Regions from separate parts of the Mus musculus genome. Here all the other regions are linked to region 2. A link is a loop called in an ENCODE intact Hi-C map of the cell type or tissue named here. Cell type or tissue: left cerebral cortex. All regions are shown on one strand. Region 1 overlaps Fggy (FGGY carbohydrate kinase domain containing). Region 2 holds the start of Jun (jun proto-oncogene). Region 3 overlaps Fggy (FGGY carbohydrate kinase domain containing). Region 4 overlaps Fggy (FGGY carbohydrate kinase domain containing). Region 5 holds the start of Mysm1 (myb-like, SWIRM and MPN domains 1). Region 6 overlaps Fggy (FGGY carbohydrate kinase domain containing). Region 7 has its middle 7.1 kb from the start of Gm12708.

Region 1 (4,000 bases), 670 kb after region 2:
GAACTGAGCTTCTAATGGCTGCCTTTTAGGTACTCATAGCCTGTACTTCATTTATCTTCTCCCTTTCTTCTCGCCCGATCAGATCTAAAGGCTTCATTCTTCATTTTTTAAATTATTTATTTTATGTGGATAAGTGGTTTACCTGCATGTATATCAGTGCACCACATGCATGCCGGGTACCCGAGGAAGCCAGAAAAAGGTGCCAGATCCCCCATCTAACTTATGAAAGGCTCCGTGAGGTTCCTCTTTACACTGAGGAGGTCAGATACAGACCATCCAAATTCCCAGTCACTATGTTACAAGTGATTCATTAAACTTATTGTTGTCACAAATCAAGAGAACAAAATGTGGATGAGCCAAACGGTAAGATTCTGTCCATAACCTGCATGCTAAACTTAGCCTATTCCTGATCTGAACCAGCTCACAGCCTTTCCTGCAATTTCTGTGCTAATCACAGCACCCTAAGAGGCATAGGGGGAGGGTCTGTGTGGCGGAGGCAAGGGTGAGTGAGAGTGTGTCAAGAAAGAAGGGGACTCATTATAAGAAATGATCTCACCCAGTTCTGGAAACTAGGGAATCCCTAGAGTTTCTGGTTTAGGGCCCACATCGAAAGTTCTGAGGAACAAGAGAGCCCATGTTATAGTTTCAATATAGGGTCAGCACACTCAAGTGAGGCACAGGAAGAGCAGTGGTTCAAGTCCAGAGGTGTGCAAAATGCTGAGGAATGTTACTCAGGTGTGAGCATAAGACTCACCCCAAAAGTCTCTCACAGAAATACTCAAAATATTGTTTGATCAAATTTCTAGACATTGTGTGGCCAAAACTTTCTCAATTCCTCCCTGAATCAGGAGGCTGAGTAGTATAAATAATTCTCACTAGCCACTCATACAACTCTCTCCCCTTATCTCTTAGCCTTGTTTATTCCTCTCTGTGTGGGTCAGCTTTCTGTTCCACAGAAAACACACCTAAGATAAACCAAAAGAAGAAAGATTTCATGTGGCTCACAGTTTCAGAGAGGACAGTCCATGGTTGCTTGACTACTATAGCTTTGCGCCAAATGTCAACATAAAGCTTTGGGGTATGGAGTGTGTGGTGTAACACAGCTGCTAATTTAGGATGCCAAGGGAGAGGGGAAGAGGCCATTACCTTTATATCCATACCTAGATAGCTTAACTTCCTTCTATTGGGCAACAACTCAGAAATATTACACCACTTTCTGACAGCATCAGAGACTGGTGACTAAGTATATGAGTCTTTGAAGGTCACTGAAGATCTAAATTACAGGTTTTTTTGTTTTTTTTTTTTTTTTTTTATGGTCAGATTAGCCCCGTCCCCCTACAGTATACTTTGAAATAAAGCTAAGTCCGGATTGCTTTGAAACAGAAAAAGAAGGGTTAAATATTCAATTCTAAGACATGGTTAAATAATATGACATATCTTAAAGTGTGGTATATTTTCCCCTCTGTGTGTAGGTGCATATGTGTGTGTGTGTGTTGTATGTATGTTTTTATATGGTATGTAAGCACATATGGATGCACATATGCATGTATAAAACAGGGGTCTCCAGCAATGTCTTCTTAATCTCTAGCTTAGCTTTTGAGACAGGGTCTCTGGCTGAACTGAACCTGGAGCTCACCAGTCAGCTGGACTGGCTGGCAAGAAGCCCCAAGGCTCTCCTGTTCTCTGTTAAGAAGTGCTGAGATTACAGATGTGTGCACTTTTACTCCTTGTTGGTTATTTTTTTTTTTAAATCTGGATGTTAGTGATCAAACTCAAGTCTTTCTGATTGCCCAGCAATCACTTTTCTGACCAAGTCATCTCCATAACATCATGATATATTCTCTAATAGAAAATATGATACTCATTGATGAGGAAAGACATCTGTTGAGCTTAAAACACAGACTTTACGGTTGTATAAACATACTAACTCTGCTACAAGGAATTGAATAAGGCATATCTTAATATTGTGGAGGAGTCTCATGTGATACTTTCTCAAATTTCATTACTATTTATCTCTGGGAAGGGGAAATGTAAAGAGACAGCATTTTTTTTTTTTTTTTTTTTTTTTTTTACTCTTTGTGTTTGTAGTTCCTATAATTAAGTCTTAACTACCTTCAAATTCATGTTCTCCATATTTATCTTTTAAAAGTCAGCTCTGTTGTTTATGCTAGGGCTTGGTGGGCTACTACTATGGGTGTCCCACTTTGAGTACCTCCCAGAGGATGTGTAACCCAAATGCCATCTCTGGAAACAACCCCAAAAGGTGACACTTAGCTCCCTTCTCCTCCCTTTTCCTGCCCTCTCTCTGTCTTTGTCTTCTTCTCTCTAGCCTTTCGGAACACTAACTCCTGTAGGAGTGGAGAGCTGGTTCTTGCTGTGCTCAGAGCTTCCTCTGGGGGCCCCTTCTTGTGTCCTAGGTAATTGGACATGGTGACTAGGGACTCTTTTTGGGGCTTTGAGCTAATTATCATTTTGACTAAAATCTGTTCACTTTTCTAGATCCTCTGTCCAAAGAATAAGACTTTTAAAACATAGAAATTAGATTTATAAAGTTTGAACTTTGCATTTTTTATCAGTTGACCATTTTCCCCAAAATGTGTATGCTACCCCCACCCCAGGTAATCGAGAGCTGTAGAGTTTAAGTGCTGTAAAGTCACAGCATGACTCTGGAATCTTCTATTACAATTGCATGAATTCACAGATTTGACTCCAATATTTTGATTAAATGACAACTTGGCCAGCTCTCCCTCTGTATTGGAGGGAGAATACTCCTTAACCCAAAGCGTCATCCCTTCTTTAATCTCCAGGTAGATGGTCTGATGGCACAGGTCAGGTTCTAGAATCAAACCTCTGAATCTTAGTCCATGAATCTGCATCCTTGGAGTGTAAGAACAATGCCTACATCAATCAGCCTTTGGGCATTTCCTTCTTTACTTGAGGCAGAGCAGAATTGCTGTTGGGCTCCAGAACCTTTCATTTCATGGCAAAAGAATTCTCATTGCTGGAGGAAAAGTTAAAAAGCTATATTCATAGTTTCTTTCTTCATATAGTTGAGATATTTCTGAATTCTGATGAAATCTAGTATACATCAAACAAACAGAAAGAAAAACCCATTGCTCTTGGCTTTAGGTTCAATGTTTATTTACAGCCTGGCTTTTGAAACATGGTAGCTGTTACATTCAAGTAAGTTCTGTAACAGCAGCTTCTCTTTGTGCCCATGTGCTCTGAGTCCCCTAGACTTATCCATACATCTGTCCTCTATTTAAGGAGATCACACCTAAACCCTGTCATCTTTCAAACATTCTTTCCTTGCTGTTGGGTTTTGCCAACTAGACTTGACTGAAGAAAGACACCTTGTTGTGTTCTTTTCATCATCTGTCCAGTAAAATGGTTGGTTGTCAGGACAACGGCATAGAAAATAGAAATGTGGAAATTCATAACCACATGAATTCTTGAAACAAACTTGACAAGGGAAAATTCCAGCATACGTTCCATATAAGGGTTAAGGAAAAGGAAATGTTTCAGATACACCCCCTCCCCTTACAAACTGGACATTTCTTTGTAAAATCTGTAAGAATACTAGGAAACACACACACACACACACACACACACACACACACACACACACACACACTCACCACCCTCTCTTCAGTCCTATCTGCATTCTTGATAGAGAACCTGTGGGATGCATAGGCACTTTGGTCTCTGTAATCTCAGTACCAGACACAAGAAGCATCCAAGCACTGTAGGGACAGTGTGCTTGCATCTTGATAATGGTCTTTATAGATGGATTTTATGATGTTTATCTACAAAGAATCTGAGTTTAGAGGGCTTGAGGCTCTGAAAGTCGAGGCATGCAACCAAAGCCAGATCAAACTGACTGCTGAAATCACACTCTTCCTAATAGCACTCTGGCTCCCTGTCAAAAATGTGAGGAGTAGGGCTTTAAAAAGAGCACTTCTAAGATGAAATATACACTTTTCAAAACAATAGCAGAAAG
Region 2 (4,000 bases):
GTCCCCGCTTCTGTAACAAAGTTTGTTTAGGAGCGTGCGCTCCAGACGGCAGTGCTTCCCCCTGAGCCCTCCTCCCCAGTTCGCTCCAGGGAGCGCAGGGTTAAGACTCCGCTAGCACTCACGTTGGTAGGCTCCCGCGCGATGCCGAGCTTTGAAAAGTCGCGGTCACTCACGGAGCGCTCTCGGGGAGCAGCGGTTCCTTGGAGCCCGCAGACCAGTCCCAGCAACAGCGGCTCTCCGGCGGTGCTGACCAGTCGTCACGGAATTCTCGGTGGAAGCCCGCGATCGGGCTCTGCCGCCCGGCCTCCGACAACTGTCCCCTCCTCCGCTGTGAGGGGGAGGGGGACGCTAGGCAGCCGCGGCTAGCGCTCGCCCAACTTCAGCCGCCTGTGCGAACTGGTATGAGTATAGGTTCCTCTTCTCCCTTTTCTTTACAGTCTCGGTGGCAGCCTTAAGGCGCAGAAGAGATTTGCAAAAGTTCGCTCCCGGCCACTTGTTACCGGTCCTCTGGGTCAGGAAAGTTGCTGGCCGGTAGCCGCTCGCCTATTTCCTCGCGCGGTCGGGAGCCGCTCTCGATGCTGTCAGCAGCGCCCGGACTTGTGAGCTTCTTCTCCGTGGAAGGCGGGAGAAGGGACTCTCCAAATGCTCCCCAAAATACCGGTGCAGGAGCCGCGGGCGCTGGATCCAAGCAGTTGGTGAGAAAATGAAGACAAACGGATGAACAGTCCGGAGTCCGCGGCCGACCGGGTTGGCCAAGTCCGTCCGTCTGTCTGTCTGTCTGCCTGAGCGCTCTCCTGCCAGGCTGTCTCTGCCACACTCAGTGCAACTCTGAGTCCTTATCCAGCCTGAGCTCAACACTTATCTGCTACCAGTCAATCCCTAAAAATAGCCCATGATGTCACCCCGAGGCTTTCCCATTGGCTTGCGTCGTTCTCAGGGGGGCGGGCCCACCCGTCGCCATGGAGACCTCACCCTAGAAGATTCTTCTCTGGGCCCGCGAAGGCTCACGGGATGAGGTAATGCTCCGCTGCGCTCCTACAGTTGGGCCCTTCTTTCTCCTCCTCCCCCCCCCCCCTCCCGCGCTCAGCTTCGGCTTGTGTTCCCGGGTTCCCTCCCCGGCGCGTCTTTCCCGGCCCGCCCGGTGCATTGTGGGCTGACGTCTTGGTTTGGCTGTCTAGTGACGGAGGCTGCCGGTCGGCAGGACCCTTGCGGAGTCTGTCGGAGGCGGGCTCAAGTTCAGGGCTGGGGACTGGGACCGAGACGCGGGGATCCAGAAAGCAGGGGAGGCGCGCTAGTGGCCGGGGGCGGAGAGCTTGGGTGGGAGTGAAGGTTGCACACAGGCGCGCGCCCGCGCGCGGGCACACACACACACACACACACGCACGCACGCCCGAGAAAGGGCTGAATGATCTGAGTGACTGAAGCTGGCTCCGCACCCCCGCACTTCCGGGGGACAGAGCGATGCGGGTTAAAAGGGTTGTGTGCGCCCTGGGTGTGGGAGCACGTAAGTGCGTTGAAGTTGAGCGGGTTTGAGAGTAGCCCTCCAAGATGAGTATGCTTGGAAGTTTAGTTTCGGAGAAGGATCTGCGCCGCAGTGTGCTGTACCTGGAAACCAGAGATTTGCGGTGTTCGGAACCGACTCATCAGGGTCCCCGGCACAACACTTTATTCTCTGGACGTGCCGGGGGAGGGGTGTTCGCTTTGCCTCCGAGGGACCCCTCCTCTAGGTGTGAAAGATGCTAGCCCAGCGCCCATGGGGTGTCGAAAGCAACATATAAAGGTTCGAAACTCAGGAAACCTCGGCGATCGCCTGCGCTAGCACATACACACGGTCCCGCGCACACTCAGTCTGCGCCCGCCCTTCCTCCCTCCCTGATTTGCTTCTGGGAAAACAAGCCTTGAGAGCTGCGGACTCGCCCCAAGTCACGGTGCTTAAGCAGGAGTCCCTGGTAGAAACAGGCTGAAAACTCCCCTCCCCGCTCACTGGTGGAGTCATATCCTGTGCGGCCTCTAGGAAGCGCTAGACACATGTAAGTTATTTCTTTTCTAAGGTTCTGCTATCAGCCCTCCACCCTCCACCCCTCAGGACTAAAGAGGTGGCAAGCTTGGTTCTCCCAGGGCATAAGGGCAAATCTCAGAACTTCTCTGAGCTTTATTGGTCTCATCTAGAAGTAGAGCGAATGAGGTCCACTACACCGGGCTGCCAGGCATTAGTTTTGACTCTGAGAATAGCCCCCTTCCCTACCAGCTTCGGAGTTACCCTGGGCCGTCGGTGGGGTGGGGGTGGGGTGATTTGGAGGATCCTGGGTTGAGATTTGGCAGGAGCCCGTAAGCAAGATAGAAAAAGGACCGGGAGCCAACTCTTCCCTTAAGCCTCCCTTCAGCCTAGGACTTGAAGTTTGAAGTTGGACCTAGAAAGGTTCTAATTTGGACTTTGCTGCCTCAGAACTCAGCTCAGGGTTTGTACCCTGAAGCCTTAAGATATTTTGCCTTTTGAGTATTCAGAACCCAATAGCAGCTGGTATCGGTGGGAAACCCGCCAGCTCTTTTTCACTGCCGGCTGCAGAGGGTAACTGGCTGCTACCAGTCAAGCGCTGACCTTGGTGGGGGCAGGGTAGAGCAGGGTTTCTGTGAAGTCTAGAGCCATTTACTTCCCCCAAATGGAAACCGAGTTCCTCTGTCCGCAGCCCTATTTTTTTTTTTTTTTTTTTTTTTTTTTTTTTTGCCAAGGAGCTCATACTTAACATGATTTATGATAACAGTAATAAAATAAGTTTCGTCCACTAAACACCACCTATCTGCCAGTTACTCCAAGCAGTTTAAGTATGCTGTTTTCTTCTCACAGTTATCTTAAGAAGCATACATTTTTACCTAGACTTTACATGGGAGGAAACTATCCCAGAAAGTCCATGCGTCTTGCTCAGGGTATACAGACAGCTGGAAAGTGATCTCAGGTCTGTGTTACATCCCTTTGTATTTTTTTCTACTCTGGCAAACTTTCCCTTAAAGTCTTAGTTATTTGCTCGGAAATTGGTGCTGATGGCATAGACTTTGTTTTGTTGTTCCTGTATTTAGAAACTCCCAGATCTAGGCCCTCGTGTAATTATGTATCTTTTGCCCAAGGGTTCTGTGCATCTTCTGCCTCCTGTGGCTTAAGAGGCTGATTTCCTACTTAGGTAAAGAAATAGCAGTTTCATCCAAGGCGAAACAGATCCCTGCTCTTGTTAATGCTGCTGCTTGGATCATAAACTTCCTCTTTGCCTGGGAGAAGGTTTTTTTTTTTTTTTTTGTTTTTTGTTTTTTTTTTTTTTCTCCACAACCCAGCTTCTGCTCTTTTTAGCCATATCGTGCTGGAAGCTCAGTTGGGAAGGGCTGGGGTATGCCACCCTAAAGAAGAACCCAACATCCCAAAGGCTGATGAATGTTTGTTTCTTGCTTCCTCCAATTACTTGCCCACTGTGGCTATGCAGGGAGCCCTGTCGGCTTTGACTAAAGGGGGAACTTAGCAAAACACTGGCTCTTAGAGTATTGACCTAGAAGTGGCACCCATCGTTTCTCATGCCACTGTCAAAAGCCAGTCACTTGGCCATGCCTGAGAGTGAGGGTCTGAAAGGGGTCCTTCCTGCATTCTTTCCTTCTAAAGAGGAATCAGCTGAAAACACCCTTCAGTTACAGCATAAAGTTTACATCCAGGCTTTGAGAGGTAGTGAATAGAGACCACATCAGGTCCAAATGTGTGCCTTCCTCTGAGGTAGAGCTACCCTGCACCCCATTCAACATGTATAATAGGGCGGAGACAGAGGTTTGCTTGGCGAGGGAAGGAACAGAGATCCCAGTAAATGATAGAACTTGAGTATTTTCAGGACCTCTCCCCAGCCAGTCCACTTCTGCAAGTAAAGCCTGGTTCTGCTTGGTGTTTGTTTTCTGTGCCCCTGTGGGTTTGCCTCAGTCTTCCAAAGACTTACCAAAAGCCTTGTTTGGGCTTTAATAAGTGTAGGAT
Region 3 (4,000 bases), 680 kb after region 2:
TCAGTGGGGCTTTGCTTTCCGATTCCTTGCAGTCTTTACCTTACCCGAGTTCCTAAATTCGATGGTAATTTAGGAAAATTTCAGCCTTTGGAGTCAGACCTTTGAATCCTGACCCTGATCTGATCCTCAAATGTAACCCCTCTCTTCCCTTCCTGGGTAGATGAATAAATTTTGAAATTCTTTTGTAGTTTTGTTTCTATTCTATGAAATAATAAACTCTAATACTTCAACCCTAAGTTATAGGACCTACATATATTGCTTTCTAAAACAATTTGCATTTCATTGATTTGTTATTAGGACGGAAAGTTATACGAACAGAAATGTTCCAAGAACAGTTACCAACAGCTCATGGACTTGAATAATTATGTTGTTGAAATACAAGATGTTCATACTGCTCTTCAGCTCACTGACCTACTGCAGTAACTAGTTGCTAATTAGATTTCTTTGAACCAGCTTGTCCAGCTGGGAGGACTTGAGAGCTGTATTCTGCAAGAATCTGGTATATGTAGTCTCTTGCTGCCATAGGAAGAGTCTTTGTGCCAGCATGCCTTCTGCCATTTTCTAGGTATGTACATTGCTCTTGATGTGTGTCATTGTCCTGAGTTAGAAATGAGAGTGGATCACTGGTGGGATTATATTAGTTTCTTTACTAATTTACTAATTTATCCCCCAGTAATATCCAGGGTTGAGAGTCAAATTTAGTGTTCATCTGTTTTGTTTACTTTCTACTGAAACTCTGTACAAGGTGGGCACATATAGGTGTGCAACTTTAATCTTTTTGTTCAAGGTGATTGATCTATGTCTTATGATCTTAAAAAATAAACAAAAATGTGTAATTTTGCTAAAGTAAACATTACTTTTAAAAGTATGTTTTAGATACTTGGGAGTGAAAGAAATAAGATGTAGAGAGAAAAGTCTGTGAGCTATTATCTTTCTACTGGAAGAGATGTATAAAACCAAATATAGGGATATGGTATGTAAGAGTTATTTAAAAGTACATTTAAAGCATATGGAGTATAAGGCATATTAATACCAAGTAAGAATACAAAGTCAGGGATCTTCCATGTGTATCAAACTGTCTAAACTATGGAGTAATTATAAGACATGTTAACTAACAGATGTAATTCAGAAGTGGTATTAGAAAGAACTAGTACCTGCTAGAAAGATCTCCTCTATCTTAATCCTTAACCTAGGTGCTACTCTGGGACAGTGTGTGCACACAGTAGATGTCTATTCACCCACCGTTTCTATAATAAGTGATAATGAATATCATACAATTTGATGTGAAATCAGTAATGGAAATGGAATTTAGTTTCTAGTCACAATGACATGATTTCTAGGAGGTGTATCAGATGCTGTCCTTAAAGAGTGGAAGAAGAACACTAGCTTTGGGTTCTCAGGAAGTCTCTACTTGGATGAATCATTTAATACAAGTGTAACTCCAATTCAGGAGCCAAGACTACTACAATCCTTTTAGCCATTTTCTATCAGTTGTCCCAGTTTTCTAGAAAATCCTCAGAGCTGACCTACCCATGTGATCTGAGTCAGGATAGGCCTTACCATTCTCTGGAACCATTCAAGCATGTGTCATGTCTGTGTGAAACGCCAAACTTAAGAAATGCCTCTGAATACTGCATAGTGATTGAGAATTGTATGTTCTCAGTCTTGTTACCCACTTTTAAATCAGATTGAAAGTAACTTGAGTTTGAAATAATTCCAGCATTCTCTCCAACTGGCAAGGCAAAGTGTCCTTTAGCACAATCTTGGACATAATCTGGTTGGCCTGTCAGCCTTGCCCAACCGAGCTGGTACCAGCATTCCACAGCAAGCATAAGGAAGCAGGGTCGCATGCCACCCACGCCCAAACCTCTCTGACATTTCCGTGGGCCTGGAGCCAGATCTCCCCCTGTGTTTCATCTCCCTCTCAGAATACAAAGGAACACTGAACCTTCCAGTTAATTCAATACCCTCCCCCCCCTTCCTGGAGAGGATAACAGTTCTGTTGACCATTATAATGCATCTTCTGTCTCCCAGCAATCCACATAGTCATTAATTTCTGCTGCTGACATCAGGAAAGAGGATTATGTGTGTGTCTGAAACTGTTCCCAGAGTGCTCATTAGTCATAGATAATTGAAAAACTGGTAGGGGAAGGTTTGTTGTAATAGGAGCTCTGCTTGTGAAGAGGGACTGCAGCTACCCGATAATTGTAGGCTCCAGCTTGGACCACTCAGGCCAAATATGTCCATTCACATGGGAATTCATGGGGCCCAGGAATCCTCAGGGCCATCTGATATCTGAAGGTGAACAAGTAACACAGCCAGAGATCAGAGTGTAGGTGAATTGCCCATGGGTTTCTCTCCTATCTTTAGCGTGAGGAACAGGACTTGGAAAAGATGCAGGAAATTTGCTCTCATTTTGTTTTTATTTAAACTTAAGCCAATTTGGTTTGTTTTAAGCAAACACACGAGGTCATGATCTGGAAGGACATAGATGGTTCAGGAGAGTACTTCACAGCACATCCTATCTGTACTGTTACAGAAATCAAGTGGTTTTTTTTTAATTTTTAATTTTTATTTTTCTAGAAACTTCTAGAAGTACATGTGCTCATGTACTTGAATGTTTAGAATCTTTAAAAGGATCACAAATATGAGATCCTAAGAGCACTATTCTACATCCTGGCTTTGTCCCATATTTTATCTCAGTCTTTCTCCCAAATTCATACCTTAATTCTTCCTCAAGTATTTTCTATATAGGATTCTGTAGAATAGATGAAATGGTTTGTTTATTTGTTGTTAGTTTGCTTGCTTGCCTGCCTCCTTCCTCCTTCCCTCCCTCCCTCCCCACTCCTCCTCCCTCCCTCTCTCTCTCTCTCTCTCTCTCTCTCTCTCTCTCTCTCTCTCTCTCTCTCTCTCTCTTTCTTTCTTTCTTTCTTTCTTTCTTTCTTTCTTCCTTTCTTACCAAACCAGAAGAGAAGCACCTCTAAAACTATTATATAAGAAACACTTGTTCAAAGTAAAACACAAGAGAGCACAGGGAAGTAAGGAGCACAGATTCACCCACACCCCCATTGGAAACATAAGTTTTGTATGTGTGTTTTACCTCCTAGGTATGTAGTTTTATAAATTCATCTATCAACATTGTTATTTTTAGATTCAAGTCATATTCCTTTGCATAATATTCTACAGCCTTCATTTTTCACTTGTTTGGGTGTTTGAAAGATAAAATAATGTTTCCTTTTCCTCACACAGTAGGTTTAAATTTTTTAAAAGACAAATCCAAGGGTCAAGCATGGGCAGGTTCTCAGAGACTTGCTGTCTCCAGCCATGTGCTGCCCCTTTCATAGGCACCCCCTGTTCCCCACCCCTCACAGTGCTTATATTCTAATAGGCTTAATAGTTATGTCAACTCCTGGCCCCTCTAGGCTCCCTACAGTGAGCCACCATTTCTTTTGATAGAGCTACTTTCTGGAACATTCTAATTCTAGTATGATAGCATCTATTATTCACCTTTGGAAGTCATTCCAAGCACTTCCTATGTGTTATCTTTACCTTGAAGATGTCATTCATTCTCTGAGGTCAGTCTAGGAAGCCCTCCTCATTTCTTTAAGCACATCACACACATTCCACCTTTCTGAGATCTTCTCCATGGTTTACTATCTTAGTTTCCCAAACCCTTAGTTTTAGACTTCAGTGTGAATCTTTTAAAATCGTAGGGGCTGCTTTCCAACATCTAGAACTTGGCACAAGGTAGGTAAAAATCGGTATGGAGCATCTTCTATGCATGGTATTTATCTGGTTTGTGAAACATATGAGAGAGTGGTTTGACAAAGCATAGAAGAGATTGCAGATGCTGAGTCAGGGACATCTTGATTAGCTCTGGGAAGAACAATGCTGTGGCTTATTCAATTTTCTGGTGAATAAAAACTTTTGGGCAAGTTATCAGGCTGCATCTAACAGCCCTAGTCTTTCTATGGTGCTTCTGGCTGAGAAAACGTAGATG
Region 4 (4,000 bases), 870 kb after region 2:
CCACTCAATATGGCCTTTCCTGGTTCTATCCATTTCCTGTAAGGTCCATGGTCTCCTTCTTTACCCAGCATTCTTTGTTATTTCCGTTTACCAGGAGGCAATGGCAAGGATGAGCAAAGTGGGGAAAGTCGTGTTTCCGGAACATGCTGATAAAAAGTAAGTCTGTATGAAGCTGCCAGAGACTGAGAGTGCATGGGAGGAGGGGCAGCTCTTGCTCTGGGATGGACCTTGGATCAACCCTGGCTCTTCTTTCACTTAGACCAGCGGTTCCCAGCCTTCCTAAAGCTGCGGCCAGTTCCTCCTGTCGTGGTGACCCCCAACCACAACATTACTTCATTGCTACTTCATAGCTGTAATTTTGCTACTGTTATGAATATTACAATTCATTACAGTAAATATTTGGGGAGATGGTTTGCCAAAGGGGTTGCAACCCACCAGTTGGGAATCACTGACTTAGAGGTTGAAGGAATTCCTCCCAATATGAGAACTTTGGTTTATCAAGATCCAAAGCTTAGCTGGTCAGAGCTGGAGTCACATACAAACTTCCAAATTCTCAGACTAATATTTTCATCCTGAATCATAGGAAGAAATCTGTTTTTCTCTATGCTAAAGTATGGGAATCTTTTATGTTCACATCAAAGGACCAGCTGGCATTCTCCTACCCTTTATATATTTCTTGGCACTGAAGGCTAGAAAATCCCCCATGTTTAAATGCCAAGTCAACAAAAATATTTATTTATTTATTTATCTATTGAGTGCTTGCTATATTTAAAGCATGAACTGAGCTCTGGGAAGGATGCAGAGAGCGATGAGGCACTACTAGATTTATACAGAGAGATGATTTTAAGTTAACATGAATAAATTCTTCCATAGAAATGCCAGCAGGCAACAACATAACCGGAAGAAGGAATAACTGGGACCATGCATGGAGAAAGGAAAATTTTAGAGGAAGACCATGTCTCCGCTGACTTTAAATGTTTAAAAGTCATTTCCAAACAGGCCAAAGTAGAGAAGAACATTCTTGGTAGAGGAAATAATCTATGCAAAGGGTCAGCTTTTATACTGAGATCACTACAATCAGAACACAAGGTGAGATGAGGAAGTGAGGCAGGCAGAAGTCAGCCCATGAAGCCCCTGGAGCCATGCCAAAGACCCCTGGGGTCAGAGTTTTAAGCAGTGATGAGACCTGATCAAATGGACAGTTTGAAAGTTTAGTCATACAGAATTGGTTCGTGAGAGCTAAGGCTAGAAGTCAGGAGGCTCTATCGAAGGCTTTTGGAGCAGCCCACATTAGCAATCAGGGTCACTATGAAATCACTGAAGATGAAGGAGCAAGTCCCGGAGGAAAGCACTTGGTGTTAAAACTTAAAGTCTTACCATGTCACTTTCCTTATATGTCTCAAAGGTCCATTATTTGAGAACTTGAAATGCTTACTAAAATGACAGTCTAGACTCATTTTATTGTCTCCAAATGGAATCAGGCTATTAAAGACCCTGCATGTGAAGCCCTCTCTGACTGCCTAGCTCAGAGGAGCAGCATGGGTATAGGAAACTCAACCCAGCAACAGAGATGCCCCTCCCAGTGAATGGAGAAGCTGTGGAGGGTGTCCACTAGAGGGTGCCTGAACTATGCCGTTTGTTTGAAAGGAGAAGCAGTTTATTCCCCTTCATCTCTTTTGTGACCTTCTCAAGACTTTTCAGGGAAGTGTTTTTAAGTTCATTCTCAGAAAAAAAAAAAATCCATGTGCTTTCTCCCCCACCCCCCTGCCAGGGGTAATTATTATTTTTTAATTTAAATTATAGATTTTTATTAGATATTTTCTCCATTTACATTTCAAATGCTATTCCTAAAGTCCCCTATACCCTCCCCTGCCCTGCTCCCCTACTCACCCACTCCCACTTCTTGGCCCTGGAGTTCCCCTATACTGAGGCACATAAAGTTTGCAAGACCAAGGGGCCTCTCTTCCCAATGATGGCCGACTAGGCCATCTTCTGCTACATATGCCGCTAGAGACACGAGCTCCGGGGTACTGGTTAGTTCATATTGTTGTCCCACTTATAGGGTTGCAGATCCCTTCAGCTCATGCTTTCTTTGAAGACTGTGGTGTCTTGATGGCAGCTGGCAGGGTTTCCATGAAGCAAATGCACAGTGCTGTGCCGCCATCTGCAGGCAGCACAAAGATTGCAACTAGAAAGCCAGACCCCATTTCCTCTTCCTGTCTCTTGGCTTCAAATCTCATTAACTTTATATTTTCTTGGTCCCGAGCCACAGACAATCAATTGTTTGAGAGGAGGGGAATTTAGGAGATAACTCAGCTGGCTGGCTGTATGTGAATTTAATGTCTAATAAAGTAACTGTAGTTCAGTAAGCAAATTGTTACAATGATTCCAATTATTCAACCTGGAAAGGGTGAATCGTGGGTTCCTGTTGAGTGAAAAAAGACATTTGCAAGAAGACAAATGGTATTCCAATGAATGGAGTTTCAGTAGAATTGTTACCTTAAAATCCTTGCTGTGTGAGAGAGGCTGCTGAGCAAAGCCCCCTTTAAGAGTTTTGCGATAACAAAGTTAGAAACCCATCTCACCCCACAGAAGAATTGCACCGCCTTGTATTGTCATAGAATATCATTAGAAGCAGAAAATATTTCTAAAAGCCATTCTCTGACTGAGAATTGAATTCTTTGGAGCGGGGTTTAGCAGCATCTCACAATCGTAGATTGAGTATAATAGTAGAATATGGATTATTTCAAAGCAATAACTCATACTTACATTATTTATTTGAATCAGTCATTGTTCTCATTCATTTCACATATTGCTTAATCCTCACAACATTTCTGCAGTATATCCTGTAACTATCTCGATTTGCAGGTGAGGAAATTTATGCATAGATGGGTTTTGTAGGCATGGGTTGTGTAATTCAAGTCCTGGCCTCAAATCCCCTTCTCAGCCATGGTTTGGCCCCATCACAGTTCCGACATCACTCTTCTAGAATGCTTAAGGTTGAAATATGGAACAAGCACAAATTTCTGTGCACTCCCAGATTTTCTCATACTCTTATTCCCCATCCCAATTCACAATGGTTAACATCCCTTATAAGGGTCATTGTCAGAACATTCCAGAGTCTACCAAATAATGTTGAATTGGATTCATCCACCCCATTAAAGAGAGTAAAGACAGAGTTTTAAAAGTTATGATGCTCCGTACTATTGCTATCCTTGTGGCATGGTGATGCCTAAGCAGACCCAGTCTTACAGCCAAGAGTGGTTCTAACAGGTCTCACCTAAAGAGTCTGATGGAGAAGGCTGGTTAGCAGGGTCACTACCAGACACTGAGGGTAGAGCCAGGTGCAGGGAGATGTTGGTCTCGTTTCTACAGAGTTTACCCTAGATAAACCGTTGGATAAGCCAAACACCTGGATAAGGCTGTCTGCCAAAGTCACTGATATGTGGAAATCACAAAGGGGATTAAAGTGCTCATTCTTAAATCTGGCCAAGGTGCTGTTTTCACCTGTGGCTAGTCACGCCAGACAGATGTATTTAAGCTTGGGATCAGAAGGGGTCTGTGCTAAGCCTGAGCCATTCAGTACATGCAGGGGAGGCTCAGAAGCCACTGCTTTCTAAGCACGAATCCCACCTCAGCTACACTTCAGGCTATTCCACTTTGGATGCACCTTGCTGATAAAACACCTACATGTCAAGCATGCATCTTGCAGAACTGCATGTCATTTATACACAATAGATATGAAGCATAATAACCCCTTTGCTTCATACACTAAAAACTTAGATTTCCGTCTGAACATAACAGATACATTCCCATCCTTCTAAATTAGGGGGAAGGCACACAACAGCTTTGTTTTGCCAGTGTTTAATGTGTTCCTTTTTGTACCCCCCAGATATTATGACAAGAAATATCAAGTGTTTCTGAGAATGGTTGAGCACCAGAAGGAGTATTCAGCAATCATGAATGGAAGCTGAACATACCTGTCCGTACAGACGCTGTG
Region 5 (4,000 bases), 74 kb before region 2:
CTAGCTTTCAGTAAATGCTTAAAACTGGTATGTTTCAAACTAATCTTCAAGAGTTCCTTAAATGCTACTGTCCCCTGTAACACAAAATACCTCAAGGGGCACTCGGCACACTAAACTCAACATGATTCAAACTCCAGCATTACAGGGCACCATTCCACATAATGTCAGTGATGCTCCAGAAGCAGTGGCTGACATGAGGACCCTCCTAATCCTGCTTGCATGCTGCATAGAAAGAAAGAAAGAAAGAAAGAAAGAAAGAAAGAAAGAAAGAAAGAAAGAAAGAAAGAAAGGAAGAAAGGAGAGAGAGGGATGGAGGGAAGGAGGAGAGGAAGAGGAAGGGGAGTGGAGGAGAAGGGAAGGGAAAAGAAAAAGGGGAAGAGGGGAAAAGGGGAAAGGGAAGGGAAGGGAAGGAAAGAAAAGACAGGACATGACTGCTCCTAAGTATGGCGGAGAAGAAAGTTCATTGTAGATAAAAGGGAGAGCATATGCAATGGTGGGGAACATCCAGAGAGAATATGACCCTGAACTGGGCCATGTAAAGAGAATGCAGAGAGAAGCTGCAACAGAGAGAGGCTGCCTGGGCCAAGAGACAGGCCAATAGAGTAAAGGACAGACCAAAAGGGCCAGATAGCCAAAATGGCTGAATTATATAGAGAAGGGCAGCTGGGGGAAGGGCAGACTAACTTCAGGGCTAAAGAAAATAGGGTAGGAGGCAGGGTATGCCAGCCATACCCTGCAACAGGCAAGACTGAAGGATGCTTTAAGAACCTGGAGGCCAGTTCCACTGTAATACAGCACCTCAGGTAATCATTTGTCTCTCCTTTGAGACCTAACATACGAGGTTAACATTACAACATGCCACCAGTAGTCTCAAGTGTCAAGAAAATGGTACAAGAAAAAGGGATGAAAAACTAAACACAACCAGGAAAGTTAAAACGAACCCTTGAGAGAGGCACAGAGCCAATGCTTTCAGGTGACGGTCACTGAACACCAGGTGAATTCCTTTATGAACTCCAAACTGCCCTCGCCCACTGAGGTCACCGATTCTCAAACATCACAAGCACTTGCTCAAGTCTGATATATCACACTGGTGTAGAGTTATTGCTATCTCAGGCTATCCACGTAACTTTTGAACTTTTGAGAAAATATTTATGTGAAGTTAACTACCCCTCATTTTCATCACATTTTAAGAACTCACTGGCTATTTTAAAATGCTTCTTATTCTGGTGCCTTATAGAGGAGGACTGGCAGTCTACAGTGGAGCAGCCCTCCTGTCAAATGAACTATATGGGCTGAAAATGGAGCAGTACTAGTAATAGTATGTACTTCAGCAGAATTCTAACGAAGTCGCTGACAAGTTACAAGTAATGTACCTGGCTTCTACAGGAGGTCCTATCTGGCCCCCATTACTTAAAAGGAGGGATACCGCGTCCTCCTAAAGGCACGTGTCAAATCAGGTTCAGTTTAAAATCACACTGCCCGTCCTTGCAGGCACTGGCATGACACCCCTAACTGGGTCTTCACTACATTATCCTAACACAGCAAAGAAAACATCTGCCGAGCATTCTCCATATGCTAAAACATCTCTCAGAATTATTTCATTCGATGCTTACAACAGTAAGATCGACAAGTGATTCTTGGTTTCCAAGCAAGCGGAGCCTTGCTTGGAAATGCCTCAAATGCCTTGATCACGGTCAGAGTGACAGTAAACAGGAAGAGCAAAAGCAAAAGGCAAACATGACTTGTCCAACTCTAAAATCTGGATCCTTTAGGGTAAGCTGCCTTTCCCCCAAGTTTTCAACAACTTGCTCTGAGAAGGAGGAATCAAACGACTGGACCAGGTCGCTAGCGGGCGCAGGACTAAATTAGACGCCAGTGTTCAAGATGCTGTGAGGCGCCTGAGACAGCGCGAATGCAGGTAGGAATCCGAATTAAACACTGTCCATCGCAGCCCAGAAAGTGGAGATAAACAGTGCAACCTGGGGCACCGGGTCCACTCCCGGACCCGGCCGACTTCCGGCTGGGAGCACCCCGGGTCCCGACGCCGTCCACACGGACCCTCGGCCAACCGCATCCTCCGACCCTTGCCTAGCACAGCCCGGCCCGCAGGACCCCGCTCCGCGCCTCACCCCGGCTGTGCAGCCGCCGCAACATCTCCTTCCACATCCACATCCGCCTCCTCCGCCTCCATGACTGCACCTGACGCAGGCGTACTCGCGAGATCCCGCGAGATGCGGCGGGGCGGGACCGGGGGCGGGCCCAGGGCCGGAGGCGGGGCCTTGGCGTGGCGCACTTCCGGGGAACTCCGGCGAGTAAGACCAGGAGACTGCGTGAAAGCTGCTTCCCCAAGGACCGCATGGGTTATCTCACTTCTCTCACGTCTTACGTGGGCTAACTCACAGCAGATCTTTTTCCATTCAGGCGAGAGACCCTGCTTTGTGGCATCCATTGTCTCTGGTTCATTTTCGCACACACACACACGCGCGCGCGCGCCTACCCGCCCCGCCCGCCACCGTGAATTATTAGAATGACCCAGTGGAATGGATGCAGGTTTCACGGATTTTATTTTATGGATAAGTAAATAGACTCAGAAAACTGACGTGATTGTTCAAACAGAGAGCTTGGTAGATTGATCTTTTAAACTCTGCCCTGAGTGTTTGCCATATACATACAAATCATTGCTGGGAATCTGTGAAGCAAAGAACTTAACGGTTTTCCAAGAAATCAGAGTCTTGCTTCTGCATTTTTCTGCCCTCAAATCTGTCTCTCATACAGTTAGAATCCATGACTCATTGTCTTCTCGATCAGACTGTGACTTCTTTAAGGATAAAACCTGTCTGGTAGTCCTTACACTGCCTGCGTTCAGCACAGTGTCTCACGTAGTAGAAGCTGTGTTGGACAGGTAAGTGTATTGGGAACCAGCAAAATAAACCTGATTTGTTGTTGTTTTGTTTTGATTTTTTGAAATAGGGTTTCTCTGTATAGCCCTGGCTGTTCTGGAACTCACTCTGTTGACCAGGCTGGCCTTGAACTCAGAAATCCACCTGCCTCTGCCTCCCAAGTGCTGGGATTAAAGGCATGCGCCACCACGCCCCGCAAAATAAACTTGTTCTTTTTTTTTTTTTTAAGTACTACCATGTCGTTTTCAGGCTTCATTTAATCATAGGGGTAAACTAAATTCAAGGTCCCAGGCCCTGGGGGAGCTTCTGTTGTAAGGAGACAGCTATTTGAGCCCAGCCATCTCAGAGACAACTTAGAAGGAGACAATTGTCTGCGTCCAGTCATCTCAGGGAAAGTTGTAAGGAGACAGCAGTTTGAGTCCAGCCATCTCAAGGACACTCTCCAGCTTGCTGTAGGGTCAAACTAAGTTCTTGTTCCCAGGCCCAGGAACCAGCTCCTATTCTGATTGGTGGAAATTCGCATGCTCAACCCTTTATGGTCAAAATATGATTGGCCGAAGCTACAGCCTACCCTGCTTGCCCTCCCTTACTTTATGGTTTCATCCTTTAAATATGCTATGTAATTCCCCTAAAAAGTCACTCTCCGGACTCTGTTCTATGTTCTCCGGCCTTGGTCGATCAGTAGCAGCTTGAATACAATACATCATTCACTTGATGTATGAGTTATGTTGGATCTATGCGGACCCCATAATAAGTGAACGAAACAATAAAACGAGCTTACTTCACACCTCAGCCTGAGAGTGTGATGGCAGGAGAGGCAGAAGAATTTTGTAAAATGAGGGCCCCGTGCTTTAGGAACTGAATAGTGTGTTTTACTTTTCAGGGCAACCTGGAACCATGGTGTTTATTTGTTTGCGCATTGTCAGAGGACTCATCTAGTAATCAATGCTAACAGCTTGCCTGACAGAGCATAGGCACTTAAAGGTGCCTGTTGGATTTAATCGGGAAATGCAAAATAGAAACACCAGTCTCTAACTCAAGAGCCAGGTAAAACTACCAGAGGGAATAATGCAGTACCCATTACTCAGGCAGGGCCAGGG
Region 6 (4,000 bases), 690 kb after region 2:
TGTGAAGTTCAAAGATAAGAGTAAAGTCCTAGGTTCTTAAAGGACAGAACTCGGGTCTGTGCTGACTGGAGAGGTTGACTGAAGGGATTCTCATTACTGACAATTCTGGACAACTTTTATCCTTATACCTTCTTTTCCCGTCTCTTGTCCCATCATCACCTTGCAGCCAGCTCAGGATTAGAGTATCTGGGAAGGTAGAGAGGCCCAGATGCAAAACTTGCACTCATTATCCACCTGTCATGTTGGGTTGCAGAGGAAAGCAAAAGCCTGAGAGACCTGAGAAGACCATTTGACCATAGATACAATAAAGATAACAATCCAACATGTGCAGACCTGTCTGTTCTGGGTGTGGACCTGGAGATGATCAGCAGTGAGCAAACACACAAGTGTGAGAGATTTGTCTTGTTCCTTCCTGCTTTGTGTTTATGTAGCTTCATAGTATTGATTTGAGATAGCAGGTTTCTGACCAGAGTAAATTCTTGTTCTACCTACAAATGGGCTACCTCTTAAACTTTTATTCTTTGATGGAAAAGATTATCAATGGCTCATCTCTTTTTTCTGTGAAAACTGATGATATATACATTACACATACACACACGCACACATGCACACATACATACATACGCCCCTTAAAGGAAGTTGTTGGTATACTGGTCTGCCACATACTAGGCACCCAATAATGAAGCCTTTCTTTTTGGTTTTCTCACCCCAGAATCTAAATACCTATTAGAAAGGGAAGACCTTAGTGGATGAATGCCTTTCATTTGTGGATGAAAGACATTCACCCACAATTTTTTTTACGTAATTTGTTTATGAAGTTCCCTCCCAGGTGTGAAATATCTCTCAACAGAACTTCCACTTCCTGTCCGGGAGATAGTCAGGCAGAAAAGAAGAATCTAAAGATGCAACTCGCTCTGTCTCCCCAGGTGCCCTGGTTTTGTCTTTCTCGTGTCCTCTAAGAGAATGTGGAATTCAGTACTCTCAGTTGTATAGGTTTCCAGAAACAGCCATAAGTACTGGTTGGATGAATTTAGTGCTGAGACCCCCAAATGTCAATATAAGAGCCTAACTTTGTAATGGGATGCCATGCAGGCCTCTCACAAAGCTGCCTTGACAACCATGGGCTGTCATATGCTTGCCTGACCTGACCAGCTATGGACCCCATATTCTGACCAGGAGGAGGGGTCAACTCTCAGCAGAAATATCCCATAGACTCTCATTCCCAAAGACAGCCTGGGAGGGGAAGATAAAGATCAAAGAGCAACACAGCTCAATTCATGTGTTTTCCAGCTCTGGAAAGAGAGGAGGAAGGACTTTGTGGGAATGAAAAAAAAATCAAAGATAAAAGAACATTTTGTTCTGAAAGGACTGGTTAGAGAGTTCTCCGGCAGACAGGCAGCAGATAGGAGGGGTTTTGTTTGCACTTTGTGGGGGTGGTTCGGCCAGGACTCCTGCTGCTGGTATTTTTCTAGCTTGTAAAAATAGCATTAACTTTGTTCCAGGTCTGTTCTTGGCTCCAGCGCCCCAACTGTCCTGAAAGAAAATAACAACTTCATTTCTCTCTCAGGCCCCACTCCTTTCAGTGGGTCCTGCCTATCACACAGACTTCTGACTCTCCATCGAAGCTTGAAGATGCTGCCATCTTCTTATAGAAACCTTCCCTGGCTCCCTGACTCTCTTTCTTTTGTCTGTGTTCTTGTTGTTATGTTTGCTGGTTTGTATGTCAGTATCATCTTATTTACTCATGTGTAGGTTCTTATAGCACAGTCATTTCATCCTGAGTAGCTGGTGTCACAGTTAGTGACTGGGTGAATGAAAGAATGGCATTCCCTTACCAGTGGACACTCACTTCAGCTGAGGCCGCTGTCCTTTCATACTAGCTGTACTTGGTTCAGTACTTCAGGAAGAAGCATTGGGTCCCAGCAATTCTTCATCTACACCTAAATGTATCAGAATCTCCATAATTTCTGGTTACGCTCATATTAACATGCTCTGGTCAAAATCATACATTTTTGCTAGGTTGAACACAGGTCTTTGATTCTCAACATTGGATTTTCTGTCAGATGTTGCATTCGCTTAAACTGCTCTTCTGAGTTGTGTTGAAACAAAATAAGGATTTTGCATTTTCTTGTTTGTTTGTTTGTTTGTTTGTTTTTCTAATGGCAGAGGAATTTATTTAGCCAGTCTTAGGGAAAGAACTTCTGGTTCTTGCCTTGCTAGGACAAATCACAGTTGTTTTAGTGACAAACCATGCCAGTTACTATCTCACCATTTTCTGTATTCTGGGAGAGAGGGTGGGGAAGCAGCAGGTTTCAATAATGTGATTTGGGGAGTGTTTACTTATAATTATTATACACAGATGTGTATAAGATGAGGTGATTTTATAGCAAGCATTGTTATTAGCAATGGTCTGTTACATTTCTAAACTTTAGACTGGAGAAGCACATTTCTGCCCAGTTACTCCTCAGAGCAACTTTGTAGTTGAACAGAGCAGATGTGCCACCCCTTATTTGGCCATGGGAGCACCTGAGTCTCAGAGTTGAGTTATGAACAGACGTGACTTGTAATCTCACATGAAGTTCAGAAAACAGCTCTGCACATCCTGCTCTCCCCCTGCATTTGTCAAGTGAGGCAACACTGGCTGGTATTCTGAGTTTGTCAGAAACTACGCGGTGAGGTGGAGGCCTGTGAGTAAGCCTGTCTAGTCAGATCCCATAGCTCATACTTATCACTGAGTGATATAGAATGAGGGCCCGATGACTTTGTGGCTCTTCTACTTTTGAATTTGTCCCCTAGATTATCTACCTAAGTAACAGATCTTGAGAAAAGCCTTCCAGTGAGTATCCACTGATAAGCAGCTTTCTGAGCTGGTGGAGACGGGAGGTGAATGTGAGGGAGCAGAAGAGTTTTGGGAAATTGCAGCCTAGTGCACTGGCAAGTAAGTGCTATAATTACAGTTATTTGTGCTAAGTGTGGAAGGCTTTGGTAAAACATGAAATGCTCTCAAAATTGAGACAGGAAATTACAGAAGGATCCCTGGACAAGTGATAGCTTGAACTGCACTCCCAGCAGGCCATGCCATTATCACGACGTGGGAAGTAGAATGCATTTGTTCATTCACTTTTAAACTTTAGTTATGCTTTTTCTAGTAATACACCAATAATATTGGCATCTTCGATAAGAACCACCATACATGGCCATTTCCTACCCATCTTCTAAGGCTCCAGGGCTCTGCCTGTTGCTTCACATACTTTTCACCTGTTTACAGCAATTCTATTAGGTAAAGATTAGTTCCCATGTTGTAAGGCACAAAGCAAGACTTCGAAAATCACATAACTAGTATCTTCCCGAGCTTTGTACTTGAGATTGAGTCCGTGGTTCACATTATTTTCTCTAGGATACTTGATCTTAAATGGGGGCTGACTTTAGGCACCCATGGTCCACCTAGTAGGATCTGGAAATACCCAAGGAGGCAGAATGATCACTAGTCTGTAGCAAATTGAAACCATAGATGTTACCAGCCACAGTGCAACCCACACAGTGCAGTCTCTCCCAGCTGTAGAGTTCACCAGCACTGTGTCTAAGAAGCCTTGCTCTGTCTCCAAGTATCCACAAGGATAATGTGTCCCATTATCAGTTCAGCTTATTTCTCTAAGTAAGCCAAAAAAAAAAAATGGTTTTACTAATGTTGTTGGGTTTGGGGTGGAAGCCTAGAAAATTCACTTCAGATATGGAAGCTTCAAAATAAAAATAAATAAAAAAATAAAAGCTTTATTTTCTGAATGCTCAGGGAGGCAGCCAGTTAGGGATATGAATGGCATCCTCAAAGGAAGATTTATAACATTTGTATGAGATAGAAACACAAAGCAAGGGGGATGGAGTGGGCTATTGCACTAACTGACCATAATGGAGGAAATTAACCTTGGTGACTGACAGTTCCTCGTCCAGGTCACTTGGTTTCAGGGTCCTTGATTGCTTACCTGGTTTCAGGGTCCTTGAT
Region 7 (4,000 bases), 130 kb after region 2:
TGACTGTGTTTACAAAAGCCTTTGCCGCCTCACCTAGCTTCATGTTTCTGAGTACCTGGGTAAGACAGCCTAGCCAAGTTGGCATGTAAATCTAACCATCCCAACATAGTACTTTTGGACATGGGCCACAGTCATCTCTCCTTCTTTTTCCTTCTTGCCACCCCGCACGTTGGGTTCAGCCACCCGTGCACTGTGCCAGCTGGTCTTTTGCCATCTGCTTTTCCAGGGGCCTGGAACATTCCACTGTTTTCCTGTGAGTCCTTCAGGACACTCAGGAGCTTCCTCCTCAGGATGGCCCCATACACACACCCAAGCCTTGCATTCAAGTGTACTGTAACTAAGTTGTCAAAGCCCAGATGAGTTGGAAATTTCTTGTGTGCTGTGAAGTCAGTTCACATATGTGAACAGTTCTGAGATAAGACCTTCTGCCCTATTACCCTGTTAAGCCCCACATGCCACACCTCCTAGTCAGCAAGGGTCTTCTGAACTGGTCTGTCAATCCTCATTCCTTCTTTTGGCATGGACATTCTGTGGCGGTGGTTACCAGACCAGCCTAGGTCACCGCAGCATCCCTGAGACTTTGATGTACTTAACACACAGGGGGTGCTCAGTCAGTACTTATTGAGTAGATAAATTAGCATTTGTTTGAATGAATTCAGCAACAGTATCAGTTAAGCACACCTAAGTTCTAGGTATTATCTAGGGGCTTGGAAATGCAATTAACAAAAGGATAATTTCCTGTTGTGTGAAGGTCACATTCCAAGGCAGGGTCCTGAATAGATGCATAAATATTAAGGTTAGGGAAACAGAATATAACATGATTGTCTGGATGAATGAGTGGGTCTGTACATGAGAGGGTAGGAAGAGGAGGAAGGCATGTTTTGGGTTTACAGTAGAGTTGGAAGGTTTACTCCTGTCTACTGCTGATACACACTCAGGTAAACAGTCCTGCCTTTTACCTCCATCCCTCCTTTGGGATAAAGATTATGGTAATTGCTTGTTTGTCTCACAAGGCTGTCCTATCATATGGGACAGCAATTGTAGAAGAGCTTATGGCTATGAACTCTGGACCACTATGAGGGGGTCACTGTTGACACTGTAGTTGTTGCAACAGAGCAAGTTGGCTCCATCCACTAATACTTTGGTTTAGGTGAAGAGAAGCAGAAAGGAATTTTGGTGCGAGGCCAACCAATGGTGAGCTGTGTGATCTTGAACATGAATTGCACCACCTTTCTGGGGCTCATTTCCCTGATCTGTGAAAATGGGGGGGAAGGAGAACGCACCTCAGTCTCTTGCCAGATGTAAAGTAGATAATCCATGTCAAGTGCTTGGCACGAGGTGAAGCCCATTCAAAGAGCGCTGCTAATATTCACTCCTAATCGTCATTCTGTCAATCAAGGGTAAGTATCTATAAATGGGGCCATTCATGGCTCAATTTCTCCAGTCTCGCATTTCTGCCAGGAAACGTCTCGTGTCTTTATGCACTGACACCTGTGATTATGCAAAACCACAATCAACGTTCATATTCAGAACCCGAACAAATGGGGAATGTGTTACTCAATTCCCTCCCTTCCAGCTTTTCAAAGGATATTTTCTGGGATAGACGAGTGGGGAGGGAGGTGGGGAGGGAGAGATGCACTTTTCGTTTGTGTAGAAAACAAATATTTCGGGTTTTATGACCGTATAACCCAGAAACTGTTAGGGTTTTTTTTCTCTCTCTCTTTTCATGTAATGCATTTTAGAAGTTCCATAAAGGAGTCCTTGTCAAGAGCAAACACAGCTGGTGCCCAATTAGAGAGGTGATTGAGACTAATGGACTGGCAGAGCTCTTAATTAAACTGGACCACAAACTAGGGGGATGGAGGCTGGGGAGTGGAGGTGGCCCACACGCTCACTGGCAGGCGATGGTGGACAGATCTCACTTAGGGACAAAACTTCAACCATTTTGATTACCTATGAATTTAAGCTTCGAGGACAGCTCCTTGGAGGCAAATATCTAATCTGGCTCATTGTATACCTCTCTCTTTATGTTCCCTGAGAAGCTTCAAGCTCTGCCACCTGTAGTCAAGTATCTTTTCCTATCATATTGCTTCCCTTGTCCCCTAGGACGATCCTGGAGGTGAAAGGGAGACCACCCAACTTCAGAACTTCTGAAAGGCCTCCAGGGAGCCTCCATTCTTCACTTTTTCTGGGAACTGCTGTTTCCATTGTCTTCCTCACCAGTACCCAGCAACATGAACTCTACAGCGTGCCTGCCCTAGGTGGCCCTATTCTATGCTCCATGTTCCAGCACACCCTGTGGAAGTTGTGGATTGTAGCACATATACCCACCCTCAACCCCATCACTGAATGCCTCTCTGTGGACGTTGAATATACACGCACACAGACATACACAGACAGAGACACACACATATACACACAGGCACACACACAGTCTCACAACACAGAGAAACACACAGAAACACACATAGACACACACACAGACAGACACACATACAGTCACACATACAGTCACACAGACAGACAGACAGACAGACACACACACACATACACACACACACCAGCTATCCAGCAGGCATATGTAGAAAGTGCAGCTGTCCACCGGGTCCTGAATATATACTGTGTATGTCTGTTATGAGGCACGAGAGAGTGGACACAGCTTCTCAAAGTGTCGTCTTGGGAGCACAACAGATCAAGGAGCCCCAGGGAACTTCTGAGATTATTATTACTGAATAGAAATGGAAAGAAGTTCCAACTTGTGTTTCTGTCCCTCTTGGTAGCTGTCATGTGTAACTTTATGTACCTTTTCCATAATGACTGCTTTTCAAGCCGTCCACTGTGAAGGAAGGTAGGCCTACACACACATGCACACACACATTTCCTTGGGGTCTTTTATTGTATATATCTCTGTTTGAACATAAAAAAAAATCACTCTCTCCAAACTCTTCTGTTAAAATGTATACCCCAGGAAGCTGTAATTCACTTAAACACAGGATTGTTACACCTTCCCCCAGATCCCTGTTGTCCCAGGAAGACCAGCATCACTCCATCTGGTGCTCTTTGACCCCGGCTCTGGGGATTTTTACCTTTACAGAGATTCATCCACCCACACTCAGAGCCACACCTGGGTTATATCTTGGAAAGCTTCATTCCACCCATGATGTCTCAAATAACAAGGTCCCATTCCCTGACCCTTGGTCCTATCTTTCAAAGCTCACTGGATTGGCTCTTTGACCATCTCCTGCTTTCCAGGCTCCTGCATCCATCTTCCTTTCCCTCTTAGACTTTAAGATCTCCTAGGCTTCTTAATCTTGGAGATCACCGAAGCTTCCCCCCACAGCAGTGAAAGGTGAACGTACAGCATGAGCAAGCAAGGAGCTGTATGTAAATGAGCCATTTCTGTTCATTTGTCTTTGCATCATGACCTTTCTCTTCCTGACCTAGGCACCTACCTTCCAGGGACACACAAACATGAATGAGTCTGTGTAAATATGGTTGGCCGGGTACCTGGACCAGAGTAATTGCTACTGAAACACAAGTTCTTACTCTCATCGTGAAATGATCGTAGGGGCCACACATGTTACCTTGTAATGTGTCTGAATACTTCTCTGGTGAATCGAGATTCCAAATGCTGTCTTCACCCCATCTCAGTTTCCCCAAAATTTTTTTGTCTAAATTTATCTGCAGTTTTCCTGTCTGATTAATTTTTCTTCTGGATTCAGAACCAGTTGGGTTCTGTCTCTTGACCTCAGGAATTAGAGTGCAGAAGTTGGACCAGCAAAGATTAAACATTCACTCACTTATCCACTCACTCATGCATGCCTCCCTTCTAAATAGGAAGGGATCTAAAGAACAGTGAGTTGAAGATTGAGACCGGAAGAGTCAACTAGGTCAGACCTAGTTTTCTTTTCCAAATGAATGCACCTCATCTCTTGCTATTGCTCACCTATCTAAGTATATCCAGCAACAAAGATGTGAAAGTAGGAAGGCTGGGCTGCTG

What was found. A loop is a pair of places that touch in the nucleus more often than their neighbours do. Peaks named below come from ENCODE experiments on the same cell type or tissue, not always from the same donor. Only the 100,000 strongest peaks of a DNase experiment are listed, where the experiment ranks them.
Region 1: a loop joins it to region 2, with 2.3 times the contacts of the local background. A loop is called at or near these places in 11 of 42 quality-filtered maps.
Region 3: a loop joins it to region 2, with 3 times the contacts of the local background. A loop is called at or near these places in 13 of 42 quality-filtered maps.
Region 4: a loop joins it to region 2, with 4 times the contacts of the local background. A loop is called at or near these places in 3 of 42 quality-filtered maps.
Region 5: a loop joins it to region 2, with 5 times the contacts of the local background. A loop is called at or near these places in 3 of 42 quality-filtered maps.
Region 6: it touches region 2 in a loop (2.1-fold over the local background); 9 of 42 quality-filtered maps call a loop at or near these places.
Region 7: a loop joins it to region 2, with 2.2 times the contacts of the local background. A loop is called at or near these places in 2 of 42 quality-filtered maps.

The regions. Positions count from the first base shown.
Region 1 is chr4:95,725,422-95,729,421 of GRCm38, forward strand. The region is part of intron 6 of Fggy (FGGY carbohydrate kinase domain containing); the gene reads left to right. Among named protein-coding and RNA genes, the nearest start is that of Fggy, 170 kb to the left of the region's middle. In left cerebral cortex, no CTCF peak of the experiment used is centred here; no DNase peak of the experiment used is centred here.
Region 2 is chr4:95,051,367-95,055,366 of GRCm38, forward strand. Jun (jun proto-oncogene) reads right to left here and starts at 856. Exons shown (of 1, transcript NM_010591.2): 1 at 1-856. Junos (a long non-coding RNA gene) reads left to right here and starts at 951. Exons shown (of 5, transcript XR_867920.3): 1 at 951-1,016. In left cerebral cortex, a CTCF peak has its summit at 2,002; DNase peaks (open chromatin) are centred at 404, 975, 1,958, 2,543 and 1 more place; H3K4me3 peaks cover 2,565 bases; H3K27ac peaks cover 2,365 bases.
Region 3 is chr4:95,731,964-95,735,963 of GRCm38, forward strand. All of the region lies in intron 6 of Fggy (FGGY carbohydrate kinase domain containing), which reads left to right. Among named protein-coding and RNA genes, the nearest start is that of Fggy, 180 kb to the left of the region's middle. In left cerebral cortex, no CTCF peak of the experiment used is centred here; a DNase peak (open chromatin) is centred at 2,009.
Region 4 is chr4:95,922,831-95,926,830 of GRCm38, forward strand. It overlaps Fggy (FGGY carbohydrate kinase domain containing), which reads left to right. Exons shown (of 16, transcript NM_001113412.1): 15 at 95-156; 16 at 3,893-4,000. The coding sequence ends at 3,974. Among named protein-coding and RNA genes, the nearest start is that of Hook1, 43 kb to the right of the region's middle. In left cerebral cortex, CTCF peaks have their summits at 1,609 (motif pointing right) and 2,182 (motif pointing left); DNase peaks (open chromatin) are centred at 1,608 and 2,158.
Region 5 is chr4:94,976,875-94,980,874 of GRCm38, forward strand. Mysm1 (myb-like, SWIRM and MPN domains 1) reads right to left here and starts at 2,226. Exons shown (of 20, transcript NM_177239.3): 1 at 2,130-2,226. The coding sequence starts at 2,191. It overlaps Gm12694 (a long non-coding RNA gene), which reads left to right and starts at 2,247. Exons shown (of 3, transcript XR_867913.3): 1 at 2,247-2,902; 2 at 3,784-3,947. In left cerebral cortex, a CTCF peak has its summit at 1,859; DNase peaks (open chromatin) are centred at 2,256 and 2,739; H3K4me3 peaks cover 2,118 bases; H3K27ac peaks cover 1,318 bases.
Region 6 is chr4:95,741,734-95,745,733 of GRCm38, forward strand. The region is part of intron 7 of Fggy (FGGY carbohydrate kinase domain containing); the gene reads left to right. Among named protein-coding and RNA genes, the nearest start is that of Fggy, 190 kb to the left of the region's middle. In left cerebral cortex, a CTCF peak has its summit at 1,509; a DNase peak (open chromatin) is centred at 1,464.
Region 7 is chr4:95,184,174-95,188,173 of GRCm38, forward strand. No RefSeq gene overlaps it. Among named protein-coding and RNA genes, the nearest start is that of Gm12708, 7.1 kb to the right of the region's middle. In left cerebral cortex, no CTCF peak of the experiment used is centred here; DNase peaks (open chromatin) are centred at 1,507 and 1,837.